Linked DNA regions of Mus musculus: regions 1, 2, 3, 4, 5 and 6 are each linked to region 7. A link is a loop called in an ENCODE intact Hi-C map of the cell type or tissue named here. Cell type or tissue: heart. All regions are shown on one strand. Region 1 has its middle 11 kb from the start of Gm41125. Region 2 overlaps Ankrd28 (ankyrin repeat domain 28). Region 3 overlaps Ankrd28 (ankyrin repeat domain 28). Region 4 holds the start of Gm41125 (a long non-coding RNA gene). Region 5 overlaps LOC102640059 (a long non-coding RNA gene). Region 6 has its middle 8.5 kb from the start of Dph3. Region 7 overlaps Btd (biotinidase).

Region 1 (4,000 bases), 300 kb after region 7:
GCCTAGGAGCATGTGAGCAGGCTTCATGTCTCTTCCTCCCTTTCCCTGTCTCTCATTTTCTGAATGTGTGTGTGTTTCAACAGAAGGGGGGGAGGGGGAGGGGGAGTGGGGAGGGGAGGGGAAGGAGGAGGAGGAGGAGGAGGAGAAGGAGAGGAAGAGGAGGAAGGAGGAGGAGGAAGGGGGAGGAGAGGAAGAAGAAGAAGAGGAAGAAGGAGAAGGAGAAGGAGAAGGAGAAGGAGAAGGAGAAGGAGAAGGAGAAGGAGAAGGAGAAGGAGAAGAAATCACCTAGTAGTTTCTATAAACAAGTAGGAGAAGTAAACCAGGTATATAGAGAGTGTGGGCTTGCAACCCCTACTCAAGAGAGTTCAAGGCCAACCAAAGCAGTTTCCCAGACTCTGGCTCAAAATGAGAAGAAGTGAGCTGGCAGTGTGGCTCAGTGGTGCATGTTCAAGGCCCCATGCTCAATTTTGGAAGAAAAGAAGAAGAAATGGGCTGAAGAATACATGGTGTCTCACAGTCAGTGCTAACAGAGGTGAAAGGATTTCCTCGTGGTAAATGCGAGAGTGATTATGTACTTTCCCTTCGTAAGCGGACAGTATTTCAAGTTTGTTCACCTTTATCCTGATAAAAGGGAGGTCAGTCAAAGACATCTAAAAGACAAAGGCTTGCCCTTTCAAAGCAAGGTTATGTTGCAACGGAGTGGGAGGCCTTTAAAGAAACTCAAGCTTTGGGGAGAGGATGTGGAAAGCAGGTAGGTGATCTGAGGCTGAGGCTGAGGCTGAGGCTGAGGCTGAGGCTGAGGCTGAGGCTGAGGCTGAGGCTGAGGCTGATGTAAAACCCAGAGCCTGTGGTTTCCAAAGCTGGAGATTCTGACTTTATGTCACCGTTAGCTTCATCTGTTACCTTGACACAAACATAATAGTCACTTGGCAAGAGGGAAACTCAACTGACAGATCGCCTCCATTAGATTGGCCCATGATGCATTCTCTTAATTACTAATTGATGTAAGAGGGCCCAGCCCATGGTGACATCCCTAGGTGGGCCTGGGCTACCATGAACTAGAGGCAAGTCAGTAAACAATGTTTATTCCTCCATGGTTTCTGCTTCAAGGTCCTTAGTGGGCTGTAACCTATAAGTGGAATAAGCCCCCCCCCCCAAGTTGGTTTTGCTCAGTGTTTTATCACAACATAGAAACCAAAGTAGGGCACCTTGTGAGAATCTTCTAAAATAAACTGACTTGTCTCCAGTATGAAAAGATAAAGCCTTCTAATTATTTTACAGAAACAGCTAGTTGGCAGCAGGAGTCATGGCAGCTGTTAGCTGACTCCCAAGTAAGGCAGTCGCGTGTGGGTGAATAGCACAGGCCAGGAACTTGTAGTCCTCCTCCAAGTGCTGAGATGCTAAGTGTTGCCGGGAAGAGTCTGGTGTAAGTGTGTCCTCCAGAGGTGCAGCTGCTGGGAGCTTAGCACTCAGCGTGCTGATATCTCTTGGAGGCAGAACCTTCAAGAAGTGGTGCCTAGGCCATCAAGATGGTTCAGCTGGCAAAGGTGCCTGATGTCCAGCCTGTGTGGCGTGGAAAGAGAACTACTCACAGAAACTGTCTTCTGAGCTACACACACACATTACACACATGTACACACACACACTCATACATGCACACACACACACAAACACACACACATATACACACATTACACACATGTCCACACACACACATACACCACACACACTCATACATGCACACACACTCACACACATTTATACACACAAACACACACATATATACACATTACACACACACATACACACATACATACCACAGACACAAAATAAAATATATAAAAATAAAATATATAAATAAACATAAAGGATGGATAGTTAAATATTTTTATTGATAACATCCTTTAAAATTTGGTAATATTAGCTTAGGGACAATCTTAAATGCATCTGTGACACAAAATCCTTTTCTTATCAGATCCAACCACATTTGGACATTTGGATTTTAGCCTCCCCTACCCCTTCCCCTCAAGTCTTATGTTCAGAATTCCGGTGCAGTCACCATGCGTTTTGACAGGTCCCTGAATTCCTAACCTCTGCGTGCGCACGTGCACACACACACACACACACACACACACACACACACACACATAGCCTGGCTTGCCCTTCAGAGCTCAATTTGGGCCCTTTCTCCTGATGAGAGAGAGCAAGACACCTGGGCTGTGTGCATTTTCTACATATGCCTGTTAGATGTTGTTCCCGGGATTTTGTAGTCACCTACCATTTAATTATCTATGACCCTTGAGGGTCCTGCTTTATCTTCTGGCTTTATTTTTAAAATAACTTTTTTTTTTGACATGGGTCTCACTATGTAGCTCAGGCTGTCCAGCCATCACCGGCTGCCATTCTCAGTTTCACATCCAGAGAGCCGCATTTGACTTTGCCCTGCGACTCTGTGATGTGTTATTTGTGCAGTGGCCACCAGAGGGCAACAGAAGAACAGAGTCTAGTCAATTCTATCCCTCTAGAACTGTAGGCTGTGGATTGCAAGATTATTTTAGGTCTGAAAGGGAAGTCTACTGGTCACATGAGCCTCAGTTTCAGACAATGATTTTAAGCAAACCCTTCCAAGAAAGCACGATGGTATTCAACATTTTAATAAATTGAAACATTTGAATATTTTGAATTTAGAATTCAAGTTGAAAAGTTTGGGTTCTGCCTCCAGCTCTCTCTATTACCCAGCGTGTCTGATCTCAGATAAGACTTCGAATCTGAAAAGTGTTAGTTTCCAAATCTGACAAATGGGTGGCATGATGTCCTTTGTCTCCTGGGAGTGCTTTGAGAACTGTAGGCAGTGGAGCACACAAACAGCCAGAAAATGAAAAATGCCCAGGGAACTGCAAAAGCTAGATCCGAATCAGAGAGCTAAATAACAACAGCCCCACCCCCGTGTCCTAGCTTGAGAGCAAGCTGAAAGCTGGTGTAGCCCTCTTGGTCGGTGGGCATGAACGTATGGCAGTGCCAGGGAGGTGGTGACAGGGGATCCATGGGCCTTGATAGCCAAACAGCCTAGTCTACTTTGTGAGCAGAAGGCCAGTGGGAGACCCTGTCTCAAAACACAAGGTGGAGAGTTCAAGGCCAGCCTGGTGTATGCCGCAAGTTCTAGGGCAGCCAAAGGTTCATAGTGAGATTCTGTCTCAAAAGAGAGAGAGAGAGTATGTGTATGCTCACACAGAGAGAGAGAGAGAGAGGGAGAGAGAGAGAGAGAGAATAACTGAGGAACGACACTTGAGGTTGACCTCTGGTCTTCATACATGCTCACACATGAGTAAATGCACTTGTATGCACAGAAACATACACATGCACATGGACACACACAATAAAAAGTCCTTCAAATTACCCAGAAGCACAGAAATGCACTGTATTTTGAGAGCCTTTTGTACGATGTGAGACCCACTGAGGACACGGTCACATCCCAGGCCAGGAGAGGCATCCGTTCACTGACTCTATCACCAATGCTGTCGGGTGGATGTGGATTTAGTGTTGTCTGCGGCCTGTGAGGGCTTGAGGGGGGTGGGTTTTTGTTGTTCTTGCTAAGTCTGCTCAGTTTGCACAGGTTCTGTATGTGTATAATACAAGCAGGTCCAGAATATGTTTTTCAATATTTGTTTATTAAAACAATACGTGGATATGACTGGACACCGGAGAGTGATCATATGAACTTGGATCTTGTTTGTTGTAAATGGCCCCTGGGAAATTTCCAGGTAGAGGAGATGCTGCAGGCAGGCGGATGAGCTGTCAGGCAGTACACCTGAGAGGACCAGGAGGGAGAGGAACGAAGACTGTCTCAAGCCACCATGCCCAGTTTTTAAATATAGATGCTCACACTCACATGACCAGCACCATAGCAGCTAAATTATCTTTCCAGACTAATTTAAAGGGCTTTAAAGGGAATATGGATAATAATTTTATCTTATATTCTTCATCTTTATCTCAGCTCACC
Region 2 (4,000 bases), 130 kb after region 7:
CATGACTTGGAGAAATCTTGAATAGTGTAAGGTGATCATGGTAATTCTATTCTACCTAGTAAGTGACTCATTTGGGAAATGACATGCTCTGAGCCAGCTTGCTCTGTCACATGCAAAGGAAAGTCATCTGTAGTGTTTCTAGGAAAGTCTCTCTTTTTTTAACCTAAAAAGGGAGAGATAGAGGGAAATGTCCCCTCCTACTGGACAACAGCATATTTGATAATGATGTTGTGAAATGTGCTGAGTATCTTATGGCTGGAGTTATCCTAGAGTCCATACTAAGTCTGACTGAGAGAAAAGCAGAAAGGAGAAAGTGAGCCACTTCCTATGGTCACAGCAGTAACTAAAGCACTCAACCTTTTACAGCATAGTATTTCAATTACTGCTACTGTGATAAGACCCTTTACTATTTAATCCAGCTTCTACTTTAAATATAAAGTATTTTCAGTTTAAAATAGCCCTAATATTAAAGAACAAATAATATCCTATTATAAATAAAAGGGCCATTAAAATATAACAATTAACCTTATATTGTCTTAAAAGCGTTTAGGTATGCCTGTGATGCTGGATATTAGGAATATGTCAAGAAAACAATAAAAATTCCAGAATGATTGTTGGCTAAGAATGAACTTGTCATAGACTCTAATAAGATATCTTCTTTGTTTTTAAGAAGTTTGAAACAAGCTATAATTAATGGAATTAACAGTTATAAGCATGGCTTTTTATAAGGTTATTAAAGCCATAAAAATGTATTAAAAAGACTTCACATCACAAACACACCAGAAAAATACTTTCGTTCTTTTAACCATAAATTTGTTATGTAGAACTACAGCATTATTTGATAAAAGGAACTAAAGAATAAGAAAAATGTCCTAAACTATCTGAGTCATTACTTGAATTTTAAAATAGTGTTCAGTATGTCTCCACCCTGTTACAGCTCAAAAAGACATGAATCATTTTCTTTAGTATTTTCCAAATGATACTTTAGGACGGAAGTGATATATACAGTTTCAATTTGTGTGTGGAATAACTAGCATACACATAAGCTACGACCTTTCTGTACTAAAGGAAATTCTTTGGGTATTTTGTGTAATTATTGCTTTAAAAAGCAAACACCGGGTAACCATAGCAACTTGTTTTTGAATTGCAAACTGTTCTTCTCAACTTTTGCAGTACAGTAACGTGATACTACATTTACCCAGGTATTTTCAAATCACAGAAAACAGCATGAATTGTAAATAATCCTTCTTTAGCCTTTTTAAAGAATTTAATGTTTATGTGTGAGACTTGCATGTATGTGTATACCATGTGAGTGCCTGTTGCTCATGGAAGCCAGAAAAAGGACATGGGGTCCCCTGGAAATGGAGTCACGGGCAGCTGTGAGCTGTCATGTGGATGATTGGCACTTAACCCAGCTCTGCTGTAAGCGTGCTAAGTCTCTGACTCAATGAGCCATCTCTTCAGTGTTTAGTTGTTTTTAGCAGGCAGAATTTAGCCTGTTTAGAATAACCTCAACTCAGCTGGGTATTATGGTACATGTCTATTATCCCACTCAAGAGGCAGAAGCAGGAAGAAAATGAACAAGGCCAGCCTGGGCTACACAGCAAGACAGCAGAACAAAACACAACAACAACAAAAGCTAGTAACAAAAGTGAGATTTGAGAGTAACACTATATTAAGGAAATAAAAGACCCTCTAATTCAAACTGGCTTCAAGTAGCTTGGCTTACTTTCAACCTACTTCTTAAGACATGAAGAAATAAATTTACTTTTCAAATATAGTAGTAGTATGTGTGTATTAGAACAGTTTTCCCTTTCATTTCCTTTACTTTTGGCATATTAGGTATTTTCTAAAAGACTCTACTTGCTGTTTAACCTTATTAAAATTTTTTTGTTTATATTCTAATAAAGGCAGATTTTTTCAAAGTGTTCATTCAGATTCTGAATAAGTTCTTATGCATAACTCTTCAATCTGTACTACCCTAAAAAGGGCATTTTTACCTTCTGATGTTAAAACAGAAAACTCACTGTTTTCCTAAGCTCATGCTTCTCAAGGTCTTCTCTATTGTTGGCTATTGCTTCTTTCCCATTCAGTGTTATCTCCAGAATACCTGCTTGTGTGTTGAGAGGAAAGATGGGCAAAGACAGCATTCTTTTAGTCCTTCCCTTTGGTCTGCAAATGTTACCAATATACTTGCCTATATCATATGCCATCTAATTGGGTGATCTTTCTATTTCTTGTTGTTCTACCTGTCAAATATCACTACTGAGCTCATCTGGATATTTGTCTCAGAGCCAGTAGATGGCTCAGTGGGTAAAGACTTGATAGCAAGCCTGACAACCTAAGCTTGATCCCTGAACCCATGTGGTGGATGGAGAGGACCAACGCCCACAAGTTTTCTTTGACCTCTATGAGGTGTAACACACACACACACACACACGCACGCACGCACGCACGCGCGCAAAAGCAAAACAACTTCCATTACTACCCTGTCTTAAGTTTCGAATATGCCAACTTGTTGCACTTAAAATATGCCATGACAGTTCTGCCTTTGTATATGTGCCATCCTGTTAGCTAGAATGCTTCCTGGCAACCTCTCTATCCATAGAATATAAAGTAGGACTATATAAAATAAGGTAGGAAATTAGATAGTGGCTAAGATATGAAGGACCGTGAGTGCCATATTATAGCAAAAACATTTTAATCTGCAAAATGATGAAATACGTATTTAAAACAAAGTTGCAAAGTAGAAATCAAATTTATACATTAAAAAACCTCACTGTGAACATAAAAGGTAACCTAAAACCAAGCAGCCCCTATAGCCGAGATAACCAGCAGTAAACTACTGCAGAACTCTAACAGAAACCATAAGACAGTGAAAGATGTAAACTACAACAATTTTTCTAGAGGAAAAAACAAACATACAAAAACCTGCTGACAGCTATTAACAGCAATGAATACGCCTTGTAAACTTTTTGGGTAGCATTTCTACTTGCTAAAATGTTGACATAAGTGAAAAATATGAAGCTCATAAAACATGCATAGGAAGATCTTATGGAACATCAGTTAGAATATGAAAACCACCTTAATGCAGAATAAAAAAGTTATTTAAGATATAACATGCCACAAAATACACATGTATCTGATACTTAAAATCCCCTCTGCCCCTGCAGTGCTGGAGACTGAACTCCAAGAGCCTTACAAAGGCTAAGCAAGTACTCTATCCACTGAGTTATATATTTGCTCCTTTGTAGGGATTTCTAAAAACACAGCGCAATACTTATGTTACATGGAATAAAACAGAGAGTGAGGGAAAGAGAAAGGGAGGGAGGGAGGGAGGATGTCTTAGTTACTACACAGAAAGTTTGAGTGTTAGGGATTGAACTCAGGTCTTTCACATGTTAGGTAAGTGTTCTAACACTGAGCTAGACTCCCAAGCCCAGGAGAAGGTAGGGGTGTGTGTGTGTGTGTGTGTGTGTTGTTATTGTTGTTGTTGTTTTTATTTTGGCTTGTGATGTTTTTAAAAAGCAACAACAGACCAACTAAGCCATAGCAAGATTATGGCTTATTTATTCTCATCTTCACAGCTCACATATTTCAGAGTAACCATATTCCTGAGAGCCATGACTCTCATTTTTCTGAACTGAAATATCATCCTATAATTAAGAAAAGTAAGGCCCAGAAAGGTTAACTGACAATAGCACCCATTACCAAAACTTGAAGACTGCATATATTGAGACTCACTGCTAAAAAGTAAACCTGTAAGCCAAAGCCCTTTATCTTTGTTATGGCGACACTCTAAACAAGTGCTTCCCAGCCTGTGGGTAGCAACCCCTTTCAGGTCAAGTGACCATTTTGTAGGGGATGCATGTCAGAAATCCTGCATATCAGATATTTACGCTATAATTTATAACACTAGCAAAATGATAGTTATGAAGTAGCAATGAAATCATTTTATGGTTGGAGGTCACTATGACATGAGGAACTGTACTAAAGGATG
Region 3 (4,000 bases), 71 kb after region 7:
ATCCTAAAACAAAAAGAATATACCTTCTTCTCAGCACCTCATGGTACCTTCTCTAAAACTGCCTATATAATCAGTCACAAAACAGGTCTTAACCGATACAAGAAGATTGAAATAATCCCATGCATCCTATCAGATCATCACAGACTAAGCTGGTCTTCAATAACAATAAAAACAATGGAAAGCACTCATACACGTGGAAGCTGAACAACACTCTACTCAATGGTGCTGGCTCACCTGGAGGTCAGCATGAAGACGAATGCAAATTCATCTATTGTTATCTCTTTGTACAAAGCTCAAGTCCAAGAGGATTAAAGACCCCCACATAAAACCAGATACATTGAAAATAATAGAAGAGAAAGTTGGGAAAAGCCTTGAACGCATGGGCACAGGGGAAAATTTCCTGAACAGAATACCAATGGCTTATGTTCTAAGATCAACAATTGACAAATGGAACCTCATACAATTGCAAAGCTTCTGTAAGACAAAGAACACTTGTCAATAGGACAAACCAGCAAGTAACAGATTGGGAAAAGATCTTTACCAACCCTATAACTGATAGAGGGCTAATATCCAATATATACAAAGAACTCAAGAAGTTAGACTCCAGAGGACCAAATAACCCTATTAAAAATGGGGTACAGATCTAAACAAAGAATTCTCTGAGGAATACCAAATGGCCAGGAAGAACCTAAAGAAATGTTCAACATCCTTAGTCATCAGGGAAATGCAAATCAAAACAACCCTGAGATTCCACCTCATTCCAGTCAGAATGACTAAGATCAAAAACTCAAGTGATAGCAGATGCTGGTGAGGATGTGGGGAAAGAGAAACACTCCTCCATTGCTGGTGGGATTGCAAGCTTGTACAACCACTCTGGAAATAAGTTTGGCAGTTCCTCTGAAAATTGGACATAGTGCTACCTGAGGACCTAGCTCTATCATTCCTGGGCATATACCCAAAAGATGTTCCAACATGTAATAAGGACACATGTTCACTATGTTCATAGCAGCCTAATTTATAATAGCCAGAAGCTGGAAAGAACCCAGCTGTCCCTTAACAGAGGAATGGATACAGAAAATGTGGTACATTTACACAATGGAGTACTACTCAGCTATTAAAAACAATGAATTTATGAAATTTTTAAGCAAATAGATAGAGCTGGAGGATATCATCCTGAGTGAGGTAAACTAATCACAAAAGTACACACATGATATGCACTCACTGATAAGTGGATATTAGCCCACCCAGAAGCTCAGAATACCCAAAATATAATTCACAAACCACATCACACTCAAGAAGGAGGACTAAAGTGTAGATACTTCAATTCTTCTTAGAAGGGGGAACAAAATACCCATGAAAGGAGTTACAGAGACAAATTGTATAGCAGAGACTGAGGGCAAGACTATCCAGAGACTTCCCCACCTGGGGATCCATCACATATACAATCACTAAACCCAGAAACTACTGTAGATGCCAACAAGTGCTTGCTGACAGGAGCCTGATATAGCTGTCTCCTGAGAGGCTCTGCCAGATCCTGACAAATACAGAGGCGGATGCTCAAAGCCAACCAAACCATTGGACTGAGCATGGGATCCCCAGTGAAGGAGGTTAGAGAAAGATCTGAAGGAGCTGATGTGGTTTGCAACCCCATAGTAAGAACAACAATATCAACCAACCATACCCCCTATAGCTCCCAGGGACCAAATGTCCAACCAAAGAGTACACATGAAGTGACCCACGGCTTCAGCTGCATATGTAGCAGAGGATGGCCTTGTCGGACATCAAGGGGAGGACAGGCCCTTGGTCCTGTGAAGCTTCGATGCCCCATTGTAGGGGAATGCTAGGGCAGGGAAGTGGGAGTGGGTGAGCACCCTCACAGAAGCAGGGGGAGGGAGAATGGGTAGGGAGTTTCAGGAGGAGAAACTGGGAAAGGGGATAACATTTGAAATGTAAATAAATAAAATATCCAATAAAAAAAATAACACTCCTTCGCTCACGTGGTACTTACTTGCCGTCTGTGTCAGATGTAGCTGCATAGTGCAGGGGTGTGCAGCCTCTCTCATCAAGGTCATTCACACTTGCTCCTGATCCCACAAGAGCAAACAGGCACTGGTAATTGCAGTTGGCAGCAGCATAGTGCAGTGGAGATCTTTTGTGACCAAATTAACAGAAGAAAGATAAGTCAGGAACAAACATTTGTAAAGAGACCATAGCTAACTCTTACTCCACACATTTAGTTCCCAAGTCAATTACAACTCCTATTATATTCTGCTTAGAAACATAAAAACTTTCATTTTAATAAAGCTTGCCTTATATTAACAAAAATGCCCCACAGTCCATGTCTTGAGTGATAAAAGCAAAGAGTAAAACAGAAGCATAGAAGAGTTGCTATATCAAATCCACACAGGCCTCAACAGTAATTCCAGTTTCTGGAGCAAAAATGGAGACACCCTCTTATAGACTTATTTCCTATTCAGAAGAGCTAGTGTACTGGTTTAATCTCTGAAAACTGAATAGTCACAACTAATTTCTCATTAATTACTAGAATTACACAGAATGCTATTAAACATATGAGTAACTATTTTAGGATGATAAAAATAAGATGATTTTGTGACCTCATTAAATGAAAAACAAAAATTATAGTAAGTTTATTCAGAGCTCCTTACAGTGCACTTCTTCTCATCTAATACACTGACTTAGGAAAATTATAGCAAAACATTATTTTATCTTACTGGATAATACTATAGAGTTTTTAATTTGCTTGTTTGAGAGAGGGCCTCATGTACTATGCAGCCCTGGCTGACCTAGAACTTACACAGATCTTCCTCCCAAATGTGGAAATGTGCCAGGATGCAGAACTATTACAGAGACTTAAAAATGCAGCTAACCCTGGAAATAAAGCTTTTAAGCTCACAATAAGAATATCAAAACTCTCTATGCTATTTTTGCATGGAATGTGCAAATAATTACAAATAAAAATTAGCTATGAAACTTCATTTTGTAGGTCGTTTGTTCCTTTTATTAGTCCATGTGAACCCAGTCTATCCCTCAGCATTGTATAGTCAAGCAGCATTTAGCTTTCTTCTCTTCGTTTCTTACTTCCTACTACACACAAGCCCTTTTCTTTTCCCTTTGCGCTGGTACTATCATATACACCAATATGTACCCACACATCTCCTTCTGATTCACACCCTCCCCAGAACACCGTCTGATATACACAGTTCTTACCGCCTGATACACAGTGCTTAGACTGTCATCTACATCTTTCAAACAACTGCATTTGCTTCTTTTCTGAATGGTTTTAATGTATCTTGTATGTTGGTTCATGGTATAAGTAGGAACAGTTAACAGAAGCTTCAACTGCTATTACTATAAATGCTAGTAGCAGTAAGGCTAGACAATGAGAGTTTGTCCTTTTATAGCTGCTCTCCTCCAGAATGTACTCAGTGGGTCATATGGATGTGAGTAAGAAGAGAAGGGGGGGGGGAAAATCACACATATATTTGCAACCTATTTTTGCCTTTCAGAAGTGGGAAGAAGGATCTCTCACAAAAAAAAAAAAAATGACTTGGAAAAGCTTTAGGTACTCTTGAGCTTTTTGAAGGTACTTTGGTACAGTGAAGTTTTAAATTTCCATGCTATAATTATGGGAAAAGGACAATTATTATCATCAAGAAAAACAGGGAGAGAGCTGGAGAGATGGCTCAGCAGTTCAGAGCACTGGCTTCTCTTCCAGAGGGCCCGGGTTCAATGCTCAGCACCCACATGAGGAGGTCACAATGATGTGGAACTCCAGGTTCAAGGGTTTGGTATCTTCTTTTGGTCCCATGAGTACTGTGCACGTATGGTACACAGGCATACAAGTAGGCAGAACACCTATACAGATAAAAAAATCTATAATTTAAGAAATAATGATTTAAGAAAAGGACAGAGAGAGCCTAGGATTGTAGGGAGAACACAACCAAAAGACTGGGGTTGAGACTGGGGTTAGAACCCACTG
Region 4 (4,000 bases), 290 kb after region 7:
CATTATCGACTCACCTGGCTGTAGACATATCTTCCTCTGAGCTCTGATTATTTATTTAAACCAGATTGCGGTCTCCAGGCTACAGATAGGACTTGTTGAGGCTTCAAAATCAAAGGTGCTGCTCCAGTCTACACAGCTTTGGACTCATCACCCAGGATACTTTGCTGTCCTGGGATCAAGCACCTGAAGCTGTCCTGAGGTAAGTACTCATGCAGAGCTGTGGCGGGGAATACAGGGATTTCGTTATCTCCACCGTAGCCGTGTATCTTCCATATCCTCCACAGGCTTCATTCTTCATGTGAGCTTCAGGAGTCGGATTTACCTGATTCTCCCCTTAGTGATGCTTTCTGTGACAAAGTCACAAATATTTCCAAGTGTTGCTGTAGACTGAGACGGCCAGAGTCATCCCATGGTCACCTGCTGGAGGCAATCTGCTGCTGTCACTTGACAAGAGTGTGTGAATCAGACATGGGTGAGCATGGTGGCACTTAGCGCTCGATGTGGATGGGGGTGGGGTGGGGTGGGAGTGGGGTGTCCATCTGGCTCAGCCAGCCTGTGAAGGAGGCTAACACATGCAGGGCAAAGCAGGTTTGACGTTTCTGGAAGAACATGAATCCGAAAACTCTTAGACAGGGGACGGCAGCCACCACCAGTACTTTCTGGAAACCTCCTTGGTGGGCTTGTTTCTCCTACTGCTGCTAACTTTTCCCTGTTTTTCTCTTCTATAATAGACGAAAACCAAGGGTCACATATTGGATTCTTAGTATGTGTTAGAAACAGCAGGGTGCAGAAGAGAGCTTGGACAAGCTTATGAGAGCCAAATGTTCATTTCCAGGAAATTCTGCAAGGCTGTTGTGAAACACAGCCATTATTAAAATTAAATTACGTTAATCTAATGAAGCTATGTTAAAACAGAGGTAGTGAGTCTTCCAGCTCACCACAGTCTAAGCAATCCAGTGCGTTCCCTGTGGTGTTCTGGGAGTTGTTTCTTCCTACTGTATCTTCTTCACTCAGAAGCATCATAAAACAACTCAACACTGTGCATCTCTTTGTCATGTTAGTTGTTGGAAATTAGCGGGGGGGGGGGGGTGCAGACAGTGCTTACCCCACAGCGATCAGTAATGTGCACAAACCAAGGCTTGATTCATTATTTTCCTTATTGTTTTGATGTAGGAGAATGGCCAGGTAAATGTTAACAATATAGACTAAATCTTAAAATGTTTTAGATCTACAGAAGATCTACTATGAATAGCATAGAAATCTAAGAAATTGTTTTTTCAGTATTTGAAACTATAACTTGATTCAGCAAAGACATTGTAGTGGTTAGTCAAGTTTGGTGTCACCTGTCTGGAATCCCAGAGCTCGAGAGGCTGAGGCAGAAGGATCAGGAGTCTGAGGCTAGTCTGGACGACTTAATGAAATTGTGTCACCACCTAGGAAGTAGTGGGTTTTCTAATGAGTGAGGTCCTGGCACTCATTTTCTTTTTACTTTTTTTTCTTGTTAATGTGAGCAAGCAAAATATCAAACAGCGTCTTCAGGCACACGTCACAGTTTTGTTCATTGGTCAGTGGAGACTATATAGGATGAGGAATTGAATAAAATCAATGGCATTTTATGAGAATTAATCAGCTAAATGGAATTTATGACAATAGATACTTTATGTCTCATTATTTATAGATTGTGTTCTAAAGCCTTTTAGGATAATATATAGAATATGAAGACTTCCCCCCACCCACCTCGCCCCTTACCACCGGCAGCACTCAGGAGAGCAGGCGCTGCACCTTGCCTGGGCAGCAGGGTAGAGCTGGCCCTGGTGGAGGGGGCATCCGTGAACCAGCTGGAGGGCAAGAGCGCTGGTGAGATGGCCCCACCACTCATTTGCTGTGAGGTGGTGTGGGGGTGGGGGTGGGGGTGGGGGTTGATGTCCTCCCTGCCTTGCCTTTCACCACCTGTGGCAGTTAGCAGAGCATGAGCTAGCTCCACCCACTCTCTGGCTGTAGTACTCTCCCGGAGAACAAGCCCTGAACCTCACCTGAACAACACAGTGGAACTGTCCCTGATGGTGAAGGCACTGGTGAGCTAGCCTCAAGGATGTGAGGGCAGGAGAGCTGGCTCTTCACAGACTGCAGTACTTGGAAGAGTGGGCCCCCCATTTTGACTGGGAAGCACAGTAGAACTGGCTCTGGAGGCATGGGGGGGGCGGGGCCCACCCCACCCAAAGGACATGGGAGCAGGAGAGCTGACCCTGCCTCCTGCTGACACACTGTGACACACTACAGCTTCCACAATGAGATGTTTTCTAAGCTTTGTTTGTTTGTTTGTATGTATGTATTTTAGTGGGGAGGTTGCAAGGTCCAAGAGTGGATATGAAGCATTGGGTGCCCTAGCTGGAGCAGTGTTAGAGAGCTCCCCCTGGTGCTGCAGAAAAGGGAGAGCCAGTGGGCTGAGTAGCCTACCTGCCATCCAGGCCCGGATACAGACTCTGAGTTGGCCCAACCCCAAGTCTACATCATCTGCAAATGGTTGGGGTACATGAAAGGCTGGTCCTGCTGATCCAAAGCTGCAGATCTTCATTACACAGGACAACAGGATGACTGGGAGGAATCCCAGTGAGGTTTCAGTATTGATGGCGTCACAGAAGCCAGAGATTTTGAACCAGACCAATGACGTGAACATTTGCAAGTGAGAATGTGTGGAGAGAGGGGTATACTGTGGACACACTGTGACACACTACAGCTTCCACAATGAGATGTTTTCTAAGCTTTGTTTGTTTGTTTGTATGTTTCTTATTTTAGTGGGGAGGTTGCAAGGTCCAAGAGTGGATATGAAGCGATGGGGAGGTGAGTGGGACTGGGGTTCGTGATGTAAAACTCATAAAGAATCAATAAGTTATAAAAAGAATATGAATATTGATATTTTCATATAAATACTTATATATTTACTATAACTTACATACAGGTTATGTTAAAATAACATAGTAAGTAGTCAATTTAACTGTAAATGTTTCAAACCTTATTTTTAATGATGGTTCTTAAATACTTTAACTCCCCTTTTAGCCTACCACCCACCAAAGATAGTGAAAAGAAAAGATATGGGAGAAGTGGACCTGTTTAGAAAGATTCTTTGGAGCAACTTCTGTCTATGTCGTCTGGAAATTGGCAGTTCAGTTCACAGGTTAGCAGTGGCAGCTCAATCCACTCACAAACACTTTGTGGATACACCAGCAGTCTAGTTTGGTAGAGTCGGGTTAGCAACAGTGGTGACACGACCTAACCGAGACAGCCAGGCCTCAGTCTCTGCACGAGTCAGCAAGAGGAACCAGCAGGCACGCCAGGAGTTCTCGGCTGTGCCTCTCTCAGCAAAGTGAAGATCAGTGAAGACTGGAAGCCTTGAGACCCATAAGCACTGCACAGCTAGCTCTCTCTACAAGCAAGCCAAGCTCAGCATCAGCCACTGACTGTCAAGTCCTACTTATACCCTCCAAACATCACATGGCCTCCATGGGCCTCAGCATGTGCATCTGTCTCAGATGACATCACTCTGCCAATCAATCGAAGTTCACAGAAGTGTCAAGAAACTGCAGCACACCACCAGAAGTTTTTTTGGTGCTGTTTCTCCCTATGCAGTCCCGACAAATACAACTCGACTATGCAAGGTAAGGCAGACCAATACATTCATGTTGTTAGCAAAGACTCCTTCATCACGTGTCCTCTCAAGTGCTTGCTTTAGCAGAACATCCTCTCGTCTATGTCTTCTTCAGCAAAACGTTCCTTCACGAGTCTGCCTTAGCCCTTCACACCTGTGTCCATTTTAACAAAACATTCCTTCATGTGTTTGCCCCAGCAAAGCACAATCCAACACAAATGGCTTTCCAAAGAACCCTTAAAGTTTCCACTTCAAGTCAAAACTCATATTTTTGTGGACTGAGGCCATTGTAGTTATTGTATCATTTTCTTTGCTATAAATATATCCCCCCTCTTTATCTTACCTTCCAAAATT
Region 5 (4,000 bases), 270 kb after region 7:
CTCCAGAAACACTAGGGAGGAAGATAGGCCAGATACTGCCTTTCTTACGATTAGTTTCTATGGGGGAGAATGATAATAAAGCAATGAATACCAAGAAGACACCAGCTACGATTTCCCCCATCTCTAGTACTCAGAAATGCATTCTGAGGAGCAGTCTAGATCAGCAGTTCTCAAACTGTGGGTCGTGACCCCTGGTGGGGGGTGTCAAACCATATCTTCACAGGGGTTGCATATCAGATATCCGGTGTATCTGATATTCACATTTTGATTCATAACACTAGCAAAATTACAGTTATGAAGTAACAGTAAAAATAACTATGGATGGCGGTGTTAGGAAGGATGAGAACCACTGCTCTAGATGGATTGGTGGGAGTATGTCCTCTGCAAAGAGGTCACATACACTGACTCCAAGTGACAGAACACTTTAAGGAAGCAAAGACATGCAAATGTGTCCCAGTGCAGGGAGAGATGTGAGATTTGTGTTGTCTTTCGACTTATTTTTCTATGTCTCTTTCTGGGTCCCTGTGACAAGAAGAAAATGTCTACTTTATTTACCAACACATGCACAGTGCCCACACGCAGCTCCTGCTTGGCACACAAATGCTCAATATCTATTAATGAATAACAAAGGGCCCTTGACCTACCATTCCTTTTTCCCCAAGGGCAGAGCAGGTCGGTCCTGCGGGTATGGGCTGTGCCCATCATGTGGGAGAATGGAGAGAGTAGGAAGCTGGTTTCCTCATAGAGCCTGGCAATGGCAGGCTTAGGAATCTAGGACTGCCTGCCTGAGGCCACGCCTCTGCCCGAGGCCACGCCTCTGCCCGAGGCCACGCCTCTGCCCGAGGCCACGCCTCTGCCCGCCCTTGTACAGCTTCATGTTGAGGCTGCTTGTTTTCTGAGCTGACAGGAATCTGAGGCAGACTTGGTTGAATTCACCTGCAATCTTCTGAAAGTGTGACCAGGGTCTTAGCTACAAAGTAAGTTCTGGGTAAAAGGAAGCTTCTGATTGAGAGTTCAAATGCCCCTAAAGCCAAGACAGGTAAGAAAGCCCTTGGCTGCCTCCTGCGGTACAAGGATGGGAAGAGCTAGCTGATGTTCTGTTCTGGGGTAGCTGGATCTTTAACCAAATGACCACCATCATATCTGCGTTAAAAAAAAAAAAGCCAGCCACACCTTTATGCCTAGCACCCTGGAGGAAGAGGCAGGTGGATCTCTAGGAGCTGAAGGCTAAGCTTGGTCTACATAGTGAATTCCCAGACAACCAGAGAGCTATACAGGGAGACCTGCCTCAAAAAAGTGCTCCCCCCAAAAAACCCAAACACACACACACCAACTGCTGGTTTTAGGCAGGTTTGAAATATTTGAGGGCTCATTTCTTGCCATGTGTCTTACTTACATTTATGCCTTACATCTGTTTTGTAAAGTCCCAAGATATTTCAAGTCTTAAGGCCCTGTACTGGTATCTCAAGTTCTACCCGTATGGATTCAATGTGGCATGTTTTGCTCTTTCTCCAAATGTTTGAAGTGGGTTTGTCTCATTTACCTAATGCAATGTAACAAGTGACCTCAAAACTTTGAGGCTTAAAATAACAGTGGGTTGTTTCTGACCGGGTGGATCTTCTGCCTTAAGCTAGGGCGGTAAGGATCTGAAGTCTCCTGGAAGCCTGACCCGGGTCTGGGCTGGGGTTGGAACGGCTGGAATGCGGATGTTTTAGGAACTGGATGGACCTTGACTAGGAGTTGAATCAGGACTGTCTGCTGTGGACCTTGGTTCTTCTCTTCGTGGCAACTGCATGTGGCTTCCTGTATCGCCTCACAGCCTAGTGGCTGGCTTCCAAGAAGGACTATGCCAACAGTAAGCATTCCAAGATGGAGGAAGTGGAAGCTGCCAGAGCCATTAAGGGTCAGCTTGGAAACTGGCCAAGTATCACTTCCTCTGTATTTTATTAGTGAAAGCGCTGAGGAGCTGGCCTGCAGTTCGTGTAGGAGAGACCTGCAGAACAGCCTCTCCGAGGAATGTGTCCATCTGGGTCATTCAAATCGTAGTTGAGGATGTTTAAAAATAGCTGTTCTTTTGTTATCTCAGATAAACGAAACGTGAAATAAATAACCACGTGGCCCAGCAATCTCTCTTCTGGGTAAAGGGGTCGAAAGAAAGGCCTTGAAGATGCGTCTGCATACCCATGTTTATAGCTATGTTATTCACCATGGCCAAAAGGTGTAATGGGCCTCTTTTCCATTGGTGGGTGCATGGCTAAACAAAATATGATGCTGTCTTCATTCTTTTGGCCTACTATAACAAAATATCAGTGACTGGGTGGCTTATAAGCAAGAGAAGTTTGTTTCTTAATGTGATGGAGACAAGGCAATCTAAGATCTAAGTACAGGTAGATTTAGTTTCTGGTAAGAGCTCTCTTTGACTTTTCTCGTTACAGAATTTTTACACGGTGGCAAGTGTGAGCAATCTCTGTGTGGTATATTTCAATTCTACACTTGTCCCTTGTGATCCATCACCTCCCAAAGTCTCTGCCTCCTAATATTACTAGGATTTGTAATATTGGGTGCTAGGATTTCAGCATATAAATGTGTGGAGGAGACAAATGGTCAGACCACTGTAGACCTGTGTATACAGGGGCATATTGTTTATCCTTAAAATGAAGTGAAATTTGTAATGTGGATGAGACTGGAATGGACCTATGTTAGGTAAAAATAAGCTAAGGGGAAAGAAAAGAACATTGTGTGAGTCTCTTGATGGGCGGGCGGGGCTTAGAGCAGCCAAATCAGCAGACAGAAAGGACAGAGGTTACTAAGGGCTGGAGGAGAAGGGAATGGAAGTGACTGCTTTGGGTGTAGTTTCATTTGAGGACATAGATAAAAAATATTGTAACTGATTAATCTGCTGAACTGTACACTTAAAATACTTCAATGGTGAGTGAATTCATTATACATTTCTTATAAATGTACACAATAAAAACATTGTTCTGAATTATGTGTGAATATGACATTTTGATGTCACCTTTTTTTCCAGTATATTATAGCCATGTCAGCACTGACTTGTGTTATAGCACTAACTCCCTGTGCTGTTAAAAGGCTGTGGGCCAGAAGTGAGGGTACCTCACTTGGAAGCCTGTCATCTTGCAGACTCTCAGGCTCACTACATGTACTGTATCAGACCCTACAGCTTATTCAGAAGCCTGGATGCTGATGTACTTGCTCATGTGTGAGAAACACAGAATTACTTAGGCTTAGTGCTATGCTTTGTTTGTGGACACTCAAGTAAACAAATACATACTAGTTGTATTTTCCATTTTTCATTTTGGGATCATTTAACATTACTTAAACCCTTAAATATTTTCATTGGACTTTGAGATGTTCCTGGTCCTTGACACTGTGCCAGGAATGTCTGGGGAATGCCATTAGTAAGTCCTGGACACAGTCGCATCCTCTCTGGTCCTAACGCCTGTTTCTCCTCTCTATGGCTGTATTTCTTCCCATCAGCCCTCTGGTTTCCACTGGACTTCTTCCCTTTAAGGAGACTGCGAGGGAAGACTGAGACAATCGTGGCTGGAGCACGCCTTAAAGCAGACCTGATTTTTCCATAGGACACCTTGACCCAGTTCACAGGTGAGGGAGGCCAGGCCTTGTTCTTTCAGTGACTGAGTGATAGAGTTAACTGTTAAGCCTCCATTTCTTTCTTTATTATTATTTATTTATTTATTTATTTATTTATTTATTTATTGGTTTTTCGAGACAGGATTTCTCTGTATAGCCCTGGCTGTCCTGGAACTCACTTTCTAGACCAGGCTGGCCTCGAACTCAGAAATCTGCCTCCTGCCTCTGCCTCCTGAGTGCTGGGATTAAAGGCGTGCGCCACCACACCCGGTTTAAACCTCCATTTTAAACCACAACAATTTCCAGGAGTTTACCATGAATGCTGGAAACCACACATGTTAGTCTGTAGTTTAGTAGATTTTCTTTTCTTTTCTTTTCTTTTCTTTTT
Region 6 (4,000 bases), 420 kb after region 7:
GGTCTTAGAGAGTTTTGCCCTGTGTGTTTGAGTAGAGCACACACCCGACACCGTGTGTGATGGAGAAGCTTGTTCACCTCATTGCAGGCAGGAAACAGAGAAAGAGGGTTCTAGCAAAGGGCCAGGGCAGGGTGTAGCTTCCACTATCCCCACTTCTGCTGTACCTGCTCTTCACGACTTTCCCATCGCGCATCAAGGGACAACTCCGTTAATCAGGTCGAGCTCTCAGAATTTATTGTCTGATCACTAACCCCTCTGAACCTGACACTTGGGGAGCATTTCATACTCAAATCATAACAGATCTCTTCTCTAAAGCACACCAAGATGTGTGACAGTGAGAGCACCGACCACCCCAGGTCAGTGGAGCCTTCATCCCCTTGAGTAAAAGGACACACAGACCCCAGTGAGCACAACAGATGGAAATGGGGGCTGTCTGCACTTGCAGCAAGGGCATGTTTTTAAGTGCTTCCCTCCACCAGGCTAGAATTCATCCTAAGGCATTTGTGGCCAGTCACCTCTGCACATAGGAGGTATCCTTGGGTGCTGACAGCTGGCATCATCTCTTCTGCGAGGCCGTGACTGCAGCATAGCTTCTCCGGTGCCCATCAGGCACCTACCTTGTAATCAGGTCTCCTACTTTGCAATGAGATGATGAATGGCAAATTACTGGATTCCAAAACAACACACAGAGGCTCCCCTCTGTGTGTGCATGTATGTGTGTGTATTTGCGTGTGTGTGAGTGTGTGAGGATGCAAATGTGTGAATTTGTGTGTATGTGCCTTTATGTGTGAGTGTGTATGTGTGCAAATATGTGAATTTGTGTGTATGTGCCTTTATGTGTGAGTGTGCATGTGTGTGAATCTGTGTATGTGTGTGAATTTGTGTGGATATATGTATTTGTGTGTGAGAATGTGTGTGAATTTGTGTGAGTCTTTATGTGTGACTCTGTGTGTGTGTGTGAATCTCTGTGTATGTATGTGCATTTTGTGTGAGTATGCATATGTATGTGTGAGTTTGTGTGCTTGTATGTGTTTATGTCTGAGTGTGCATCTGTGTGTGAATGTGTGTGTGTGTGTGTGCAGTGGCAGGGCAGGACAGAACTCCCTGAACCCCTTGAGTGTAGGGGTGTCAGCATTAATAACACAGTTTCTCCTAGTGCCTATTACTGTGTTCCACATAGTAGAGCTTGTATTGGCAGCCTCCTCTCTGTGGTGAACACCTGAAACAATTGAGAAGAAGGGGAGATCTCCTTTGGCTCATGGGTTCCCAGGGTTTGGTCTGTGCTCGTCTGACTCTTGTTTCTGGGCCTGTGGTTAAGGCAGAGAATCACGGCAGGAGCCGAGCTGATCTGCTTGTGGCAGCCAGGAAACTGGGAGGGGAAGAACCAGGTCCTCTTTAAGGCCACGCTCTAGTGTTCTTCCTCTAACCACACTCCACCTCCCAAGGTTTCCACAGCCTCCCAGGGAGAGAAAGGCCCCTGCAGCCACAGCAGCTGCCACAAGTCACAGTCTGTGTGAATGTCTACTTGACTATGGAGGAACTGACTTCTTAACATCATTTGAGTGGTAAAAGCCACATGGTTCTTAGGGTCGCCATGTTGGGCAGTGCCAGTTTATAACAGAGTAGCCCTGATAGCCTTTGGGACATTGAGACATAAACATTGGGAGATATCACTGAAGCCAGTAGTAACTACAGGGCTGTTTGCTCCAGGCCTCAGGATGAAGGTCCAGAGAATGTCAGTTGACCAGAGATTCGCATTAAGTAAACTGCCTCTTGGGAATAAGAACACATGGGCCCAAAGATATTTTTTGGGTGTGCAGGTCTTGCTGAAGCTGACCTGGCCTTGAGCAGATCACACAGGAGTCCAGTGGAGCTCTGGCTCCACCTACAGGCCGCAGTGAGATTGCATACACTTCATTTTCTCTCCCCTACCTCAGAACATGGCCCAAGAATGGAAATCCGTTGGAAATAGCCTACTCAAAGTCACATCAGAACAGAGCAGAGAAAGATTTAAACAATCATTTCTTCAACTCCCTTATTACTGTTTCACAGTAGAGAAACCAAGGCTAATTGAGGTGACCGCTATCTCTTTGGCCTCTCTGCCCCTGGCACTGACCTGCTGAGCACACAGATGGGCTAAGAGCACGTGGGCAACAAGAAAAACAGGAACCATCTGGTCAAGGTCAGGCCTTCCTTCTGCCTCCTTATGACCACATGGTAATTCCTTTAAAATGCTGATGAGTAAGGTGAGAGAGTTGGCGAGAGGACGGGACAGCCATCCACTAACATCCACAGAGAACGGGACAGCCATTGATAGGGGACAGCCATTGATAGCATCCACAGAGAATGGGGCAGCCATTGATAGCATCCACAGAGAATGGGACAGCCTTTCCTTAACGATCCACACATACCTTTCAGGTTTTCGTCTAAAAATATCATTCCTGCTTTGGTTTTTAAGATTTCTGTGATATAATTCTAGTTTTTGAAAACTCTCCTCTGAGGGAAAAAGTAAATAGTGAAATCCTGTCAGGAAAATAGTAAAATAAAAAGCTGTAAATGAGCCGGGCGTGGTGGCGCACACCTTCAATCCCAGCACTTGGGAGGCAGAAGTAGGCAGATTTCTGAGTTTGAGGCCAGCCTGGTCTACAGAGTGAATTCCAGGACAGCCAGGGCTATACAGAGAATACAGAGAAACCCCGTCTCGGAAAAAAAAAAAAAAAAAAAAAGGAAAAAAAAAAAAAGCAAGCTGTAAATGGTGGCCTTTAATCCCAGCACCCAGGAGGCATTGGAATGCAGATCTGTGAGTTCCAGGCTAGCCAGGGCTATACAGTGAGGCCTTGTCTCAAGAGAAAACCCCAAATTCCTCCCCCTATTCCCACACTCCCCACACCCCACTCCCATGTATATTAGGATTAGCTCTTATAAACAGCAACAAAATGTTTTCTGCTTATTGATTGACTGGATACCATTTATCCATTTGGGGGTAACTAATAACATTTGATACTTTACCAAACAGAAAGGTCTCCTTCATGTCCAACTTAATTAATGTTTGCTGTCTCCAACCCCACAACTCAGCGTGGAGAACACTTAGCCAAGGTCCTGACAGCACCCCATTCCACTTCAAGGGAGATGATGAGCATCAATAACCTCCATATAGAGTTGCTCCAATTGTGGCAAGCTAGCCACTGCGGGGAAATGTCCCAATTTTATCTGCAGACAGAATGCTGTCCAAAAAGCACAAAGAGACATAGGATAGTCGATTGCTAAGCTCTGCCAAGTCAGAGTAAGCTAGTCCTTCATAATTCCTGCTTCATTTAAGGCCTGTCAGATGTTCTGGGATGAAAGGCTGAAGATAGATGCTCCAATGTCATAAAAAAAAAATGTAGGACTGTTCAAGCCTTAAGCTATCTATGTTACTTCTATGATTTTTAGAAGCTGAGTCCCTGTGCTTCCTGCATACTCAAATAATATTTATTCATTCTCGAATCTCTGGTGGGGTTGAAGACTAGATAGTTATAGTCTCACAATTAAACTTAAGGTGTTCTGGATTTTTAAACACATTTTTAAAAAAGATTTATTTATTATATGTAAGTACACTGTAGCTGTCTTTAGACAAGGGAATCAGGTCTTGTTACAGATGGTTGTGAGTCACCATGTGGTTGCTGGGATTTGAACTCAGGACCTTTGGAAAAGCAGTCAGTGCTCTTAACCACTGAGCCATCTCTCCAGCCCCAGGTGTTCTGGATTTTAATAGATGGTTTTAAGATGGTAATACAAGTTAAAATCAAAGATGATTTAGTACAGAATTGTAAACTCATTAAGTTAGGATAGATGATAAAATACTTTATCTGTATTGCCAAATATAATGTTCTGGATGCTATAAATGTATACCATGCTTTATAATTTTCATAATTGTTATAATTGTATTCAATTTATATCTTAGAGAAAAGGAGCCTTTTATTGGACTAGAAAAGGGAATTGTTGAGGTTTGGTCTTCTGC
Region 7 (4,000 bases):
GGGAGTGATCTCTTTGTACGGGTCACAGGGTGTTTGAGCTCATTTCCAAATTGTTATTTGGTCATCCTCGGTTTGCTTATTCAGTCAACCTTTCCTCCATTTTTTGCGTATGGCATAGAAAGACTGTGTAGGCTTTTTCAGAGACAGATGTGGGTGAAATCCTGCCTGTGGCATAAGTCCCTCTCTAGTTAAAGGGTAATCTCTCCAACCAAGGAACTAGAGTGCCCGCCTCAGCTCTGTAGTAATGCTAAGCAGTGCAGAGGGTAACACTTTCCTGGGGGAGACCAAACCCTCCCTTCCAGCCTTAGCCCCAGTACCCTTGGCATGCCCCGGGTCTGGAGGACCTGAGCCCTCACGCTTGGTAAAGCAGCAGGATTTGGGAGGACTGGCCACATGCCCATCCCGCTGAGATTCTAGGAAGCACAGGACAGTGGGACTTGTACTGGGATGTGGCTGCAGTTGTAGCTGAGCCGGGACCTATACTACAGAGAAAGAAGGTGCCCACATAATTCCTGACTTAACCACATCAGACCAGGCAGAAATGCTAGTGCCTCGCAGGCTGAGGTGCAGGTACCACGTGCTACTCGAAGCTCTATACTACTGACCAGTTAAATAGGCCTGGGCAGGGCAGGGTGGGGGAAGGAGGTGGGGGGATGGAGCTGCCATTTCTATCACACTCTGTTCTCTGACTGAACACCAACAGCCTCTCTCAAGGTGGTGTGCCTGTGCCCAAACAATGCCACAAACAATGTCACATGTCTCCTCTTCCTGATCAGGGTCCCTGAGTGTCTGTCGCCTCTGGCTGAATGAACATAGCTAGCTACCTTTCCAATATGTCCCCGTCAGCTTTGCAGTGGAGAAGGGGCCTTTGCATGTGGCCTGTCGGCCTCTTGCTTCCATGTTGGTTGTTCTGTCTCTTCCACACCCCCTGCCATCGCTCTGGTAGTGAAGGACATCGTGTGGATATGAGGGACAGGAGGTGACGTTGGCCCTGTCACCCACTGCCTGCTTCTGCATCTTCATTCCTCGCTTCCGAGGATCAGCAGGCAGGAGCACGGGTGTCTGACGAGAGCAGGCGCTTGGTTCTACCCGACAGACCTAGAGAGCTTGCGTCCATTGTTCACGTAGGGATTGGTGCCCAACATGCATTTAAAAGGAAAGGTCGGCCTTGGTGTTGTCTGTCTTCTGAGTTCATCTTCCCAGACCAGGTCAGCAGGGGGCTCTAAGCCCACTGTGTTGTTCTTTTAGAGGGTGGTCCTTATGACTCCAATTTTAATTAGCTCAACAGGAAAATGAAGGGGAAATTTATAACACACTCCCAAAACAATTCCCTATTGAGGGTCACTTCAAATAATTTTATTTAAAATGAATTCTCAGAATATTGCCCAGGTTGGTCTTGAATGAGATTATCCTCTTGGGCAGCCTCCTGATGGCTGGGCTCATATAACACTCTTCCTGGCATTTGGTGGATTCGATGATGGCTCTTGGGAGCTGTGAGCTTTACAGAAGAGGAAACTACCTGGAGATGCCGCCCTGTGGGCTCTCCTCACGGCTCAGCCACGGTTGTGTTTTCCTGTGAACTCTGATGTGGCGTGAAAAGTGCATTATGCTTTGTAGAATAAGGCTGGGTGACTTCTCAGAGAATTCAGTATACTCTGCTGCCCTGTTTTGTTTGTTTTAAGTCGGTGACTGGAGGGAAAGCTGTAGCATTGGTTATCTAAGGTGTTCCTGGTCTGGCTAAGGTGAGCACCAAGTCTGTTAACCAGCTGCCTTTATTTCACATCTGTGGCTGCTAAGACAACCTGACCCAAAGTAACATGGGGCAGGAAGCGGTGTGTCTGGCTTACAGTTCCAGGTCGCAGTTCGTTATAGCCGACAGGTAAGGCAGGAGCGTCAGTCACACCCACCATCTAAAGCTGAGAGAGAAGGGTGACTGCTCCTGGCTCCTCCTGTCTTAGTCTCTGCCCATCCATTAGCCGCACACACACATACCTGCAGGCCAGCCCAGGTAATCCCTCAGTGACCTCTCTTCCTAGGAGACGCTAGGTGTGTCCCACCACATCAGCCAAATGTTGCCAAACTGTTGGCAGGAAGTTCTCATCACTGAAAACACTTTGAAATCTATTCACATCCTATCAGGGCCTAAGGAAAAGCATCTGAGAAATAAAGGTGATGCTTTTGAGTTCTGGCCTAGGAAGAATGAATCTTAAAACAGCCAAATGTTTCAGTATTTTCATTATTAAGTAGATGGGCAAGATATTAGAAGTGGAAAGAGAAGGGGAAAACCAAAACCCATTGCTACTGCCCGAGTCTGTCGCCCACTGGTGTTATTCTCAGTTTGTCCACCAGGTGGAAGTCACACCTGCAAAATCAGTCAGCTGGGTGTTTCCCTCCATACATTGGTACACACAAAGACCCTCCTTACCTTAAACTTAAACCCTGTGGCACCACAGGAAGATACTTAAAGTAGTGAGCCTGGACCTAGAGCCCTGCACATGCTGCCCAGTGCTGTACCATGGAGCTACACCCTTAGTCCGGGAGATTTTATTCTATTTAAATTGTGAAGGCATTCCCCATTTGAGAGAGAGAGAGAGAGAGAGAGAGAAAGAGAGAGAGAGAGAGAGAGAGAGAGAGAGAGAGAGAGAGAGAGAGAGAGAGAGAAAGACAACATTTAGGTTAACATGTCGCAATTGTTGGATATCTTGTTTAGTTTAAGATACATTGTTCTAGTTAGTAAAGCAGAACTTGGCCCCCGTCCAAGCACAGTGCAGTTATTTCTGCCTGTCATTGTTAAAGGGAAAAGGTGAAGCCACAGTTTACAGATGTACCTGGGAGGACTGGACCCTTTATGTTCCTTGTGGGTTCAGCCATGAATTGCTACCAACACTGGTTGTCACATTGTGTTTATTTACACAGGACCTTTTCAGATGGCTTGCAGACTGTCATCCAGATAACTCAACAATGGCTGTCTCACAGTAGAAAGGGCAAGAATCAGGTCGTCATCCAGCCCATGAGGGTGGCTGTCTCTGCAGTCCCAGTCTGAGGCTGGGTTCCTAGAGGATTCCTGGACTGTTGCTGGTTTTCAGTCTACACTGTCCTGAAGAAGATGGATTTAACTCCATCAGCAACAGGACAGGTGAACCAGCCAGTGAGAGTGAGGGCCTCAGGGAAACGGCAAAGTTTCCGTCTTCCACATCCCTGTATGTGAGCTGCCATCAGGAGGTGGGACCCAGATACAGGGCAGATCTTCCAGCTTCAACACTAAGAGAATCCCTCCAAGGAAGGAGTGTCTAGGAGTGTCTAGCAGCTTGGGTTTTAGTTGATTCCAGATGTAGTCAAGTTGACAACCCAAATTAGTCATAACAAGTCCACCCCTTGTCAACGTGACACGCGATGACATCTCTTTCTGTCATGGTTCATTTCCAAATTCAAACAGTGACCAGGTCATAGCTCTGCCTAACACTTGTAATGAGATGTGGCTGGAGGGCTTCAGGCCAGTGACTTGACACAGTGACTTGAGGGTCTTCCTGCAGTCCCACTGGCCACCGCTTCCCACCTGCCTCCCGTGCTCCAGCCACACTGCTTCTCTGGCTGTTTCTCCTGCCTCAGGCCCTCGGCATGGATGCTCCTCTTCCCCCTCCTGGTCCCATGGTCAGGTCTCTGCATGGCCTCACCGGCCTCACCTTCACTCTCACCCCCCTTCCCCACACTGTTGGAATGATCCCCACTCCCAGTGCCTGGCTCTCTTACATGGATCCATGGATAGCTCTGTATCCATGGCCTCCTGTGCGCCGTGGAGGAGCTCCAAGAGACCCTGTTTGCTCATGGCTGCATTCCAGACATGTGCCTGGGTCTGGCTCAGTTGGCTAGTATATGGATGTCTGCGGTGAGTATCTTCCTAGAAGAGGGGTAGCTTGGAGGCAGACCCTGTCTCAGAGCAGAGCACACCCACAGAAGGCAGATACTGTGTTTCTACAGCTGGTATTGGCCCAGGTTCCGC

Evidence for each region. A loop is a pair of places that touch in the nucleus more often than their neighbours do. Peaks named below come from ENCODE experiments on the same cell type or tissue, not always from the same donor. Only the 100,000 strongest peaks of a DNase experiment are listed, where the experiment ranks them.
Region 1: a loop joins it to region 7, with 3 times the contacts of the local background. A loop is called at or near these places in 21 of 42 quality-filtered maps.
Region 2: it touches region 7 in a loop (6-fold over the local background); 33 of 42 quality-filtered maps call a loop at or near these places.
Region 3: a loop joins it to region 7, with 2.4 times the contacts of the local background. A loop is called at or near these places in 4 of 42 quality-filtered maps.
Region 4: it touches region 7 in a loop (4-fold over the local background); 30 of 42 quality-filtered maps call a loop at or near these places.
Region 5: it touches region 7 in a loop (3-fold over the local background); 23 of 42 quality-filtered maps call a loop at or near these places.
Region 6: a loop joins it to region 7, with 7 times the contacts of the local background. A loop is called at or near these places in 36 of 42 quality-filtered maps.

Annotation. Positions count from the first base shown.
Region 1 is chr14:31,952,632-31,956,631 of GRCm38, forward strand. No RefSeq gene overlaps it. Among named protein-coding and RNA genes, the nearest start is that of Gm41125, 11 kb to the left of the region's middle. In heart, a CTCF peak has its summit at 2,481 (motif pointing right); a DNase peak (open chromatin) is centred at 2,470; H3K27ac peaks cover 344 bases.
Region 2 is chr14:31,785,707-31,789,706 of GRCm38, forward strand. The region is part of intron 1 of Ankrd28 (ankyrin repeat domain 28); the gene reads right to left. Among named protein-coding and RNA genes, the nearest start is that of Ankrd28, 43 kb to the right of the region's middle. In heart, a CTCF peak has its summit at 196; no DNase peak of the experiment used is centred here.
Region 3 is chr14:31,725,627-31,729,626 of GRCm38, forward strand. It overlaps Ankrd28 (ankyrin repeat domain 28), which reads right to left. Exons shown (of 28, transcript NM_001024604.2): 14 at 2,009-2,149. Among named protein-coding and RNA genes, the nearest start is that of Btd, 87 kb to the left of the region's middle. In heart, no CTCF peak of the experiment used is centred here; no DNase peak of the experiment used is centred here.
Region 4 is chr14:31,940,336-31,944,335 of GRCm38, forward strand. Gm41125 (a long non-coding RNA gene) reads left to right here and starts at 3,227. Exons shown (of 2, transcript XR_874501.1): 1 at 3,227-3,656. It overlaps LOC102640059 (a long non-coding RNA gene), which reads left to right. Exons shown (of 5, transcript XR_874500.3): 3 at 65-199; 4 at 285-472; 5 at 2,339-2,766. In heart, a CTCF peak has its summit at 2,423 (motif pointing left); a DNase peak (open chromatin) is centred at 2,416.
Region 5 is chr14:31,928,733-31,932,732 of GRCm38, forward strand. LOC102640059 (a long non-coding RNA gene) reads left to right here. Exons shown (of 5, transcript XR_874500.3): 1 at 1-1,855; 2 at 3,499-3,624. Among named protein-coding and RNA genes, the nearest start is that of Gm41125, 13 kb to the right of the region's middle. In heart, no CTCF peak of the experiment used is centred here; a DNase peak (open chromatin) is centred at 1,939; H3K27ac peaks cover 596 bases.
Region 6 is chr14:32,075,223-32,079,222 of GRCm38, forward strand. No RefSeq gene overlaps it. Among named protein-coding and RNA genes, the nearest start is that of Dph3, 8.5 kb to the right of the region's middle. In heart, a CTCF peak has its summit at 1,890 (motif pointing left); a DNase peak (open chromatin) is centred at 1,829.
Region 7 is chr14:31,654,673-31,658,672 of GRCm38, forward strand. The region is part of intron 1 of Btd (biotinidase); the gene reads left to right. Among named protein-coding and RNA genes, the nearest start is that of Btd, 16 kb to the left of the region's middle. In heart, a CTCF peak has its summit at 2,343 (motif pointing right); DNase peaks (open chromatin) are centred at 1,919, 2,379 and 3,719; H3K27ac peaks cover 1,881 bases.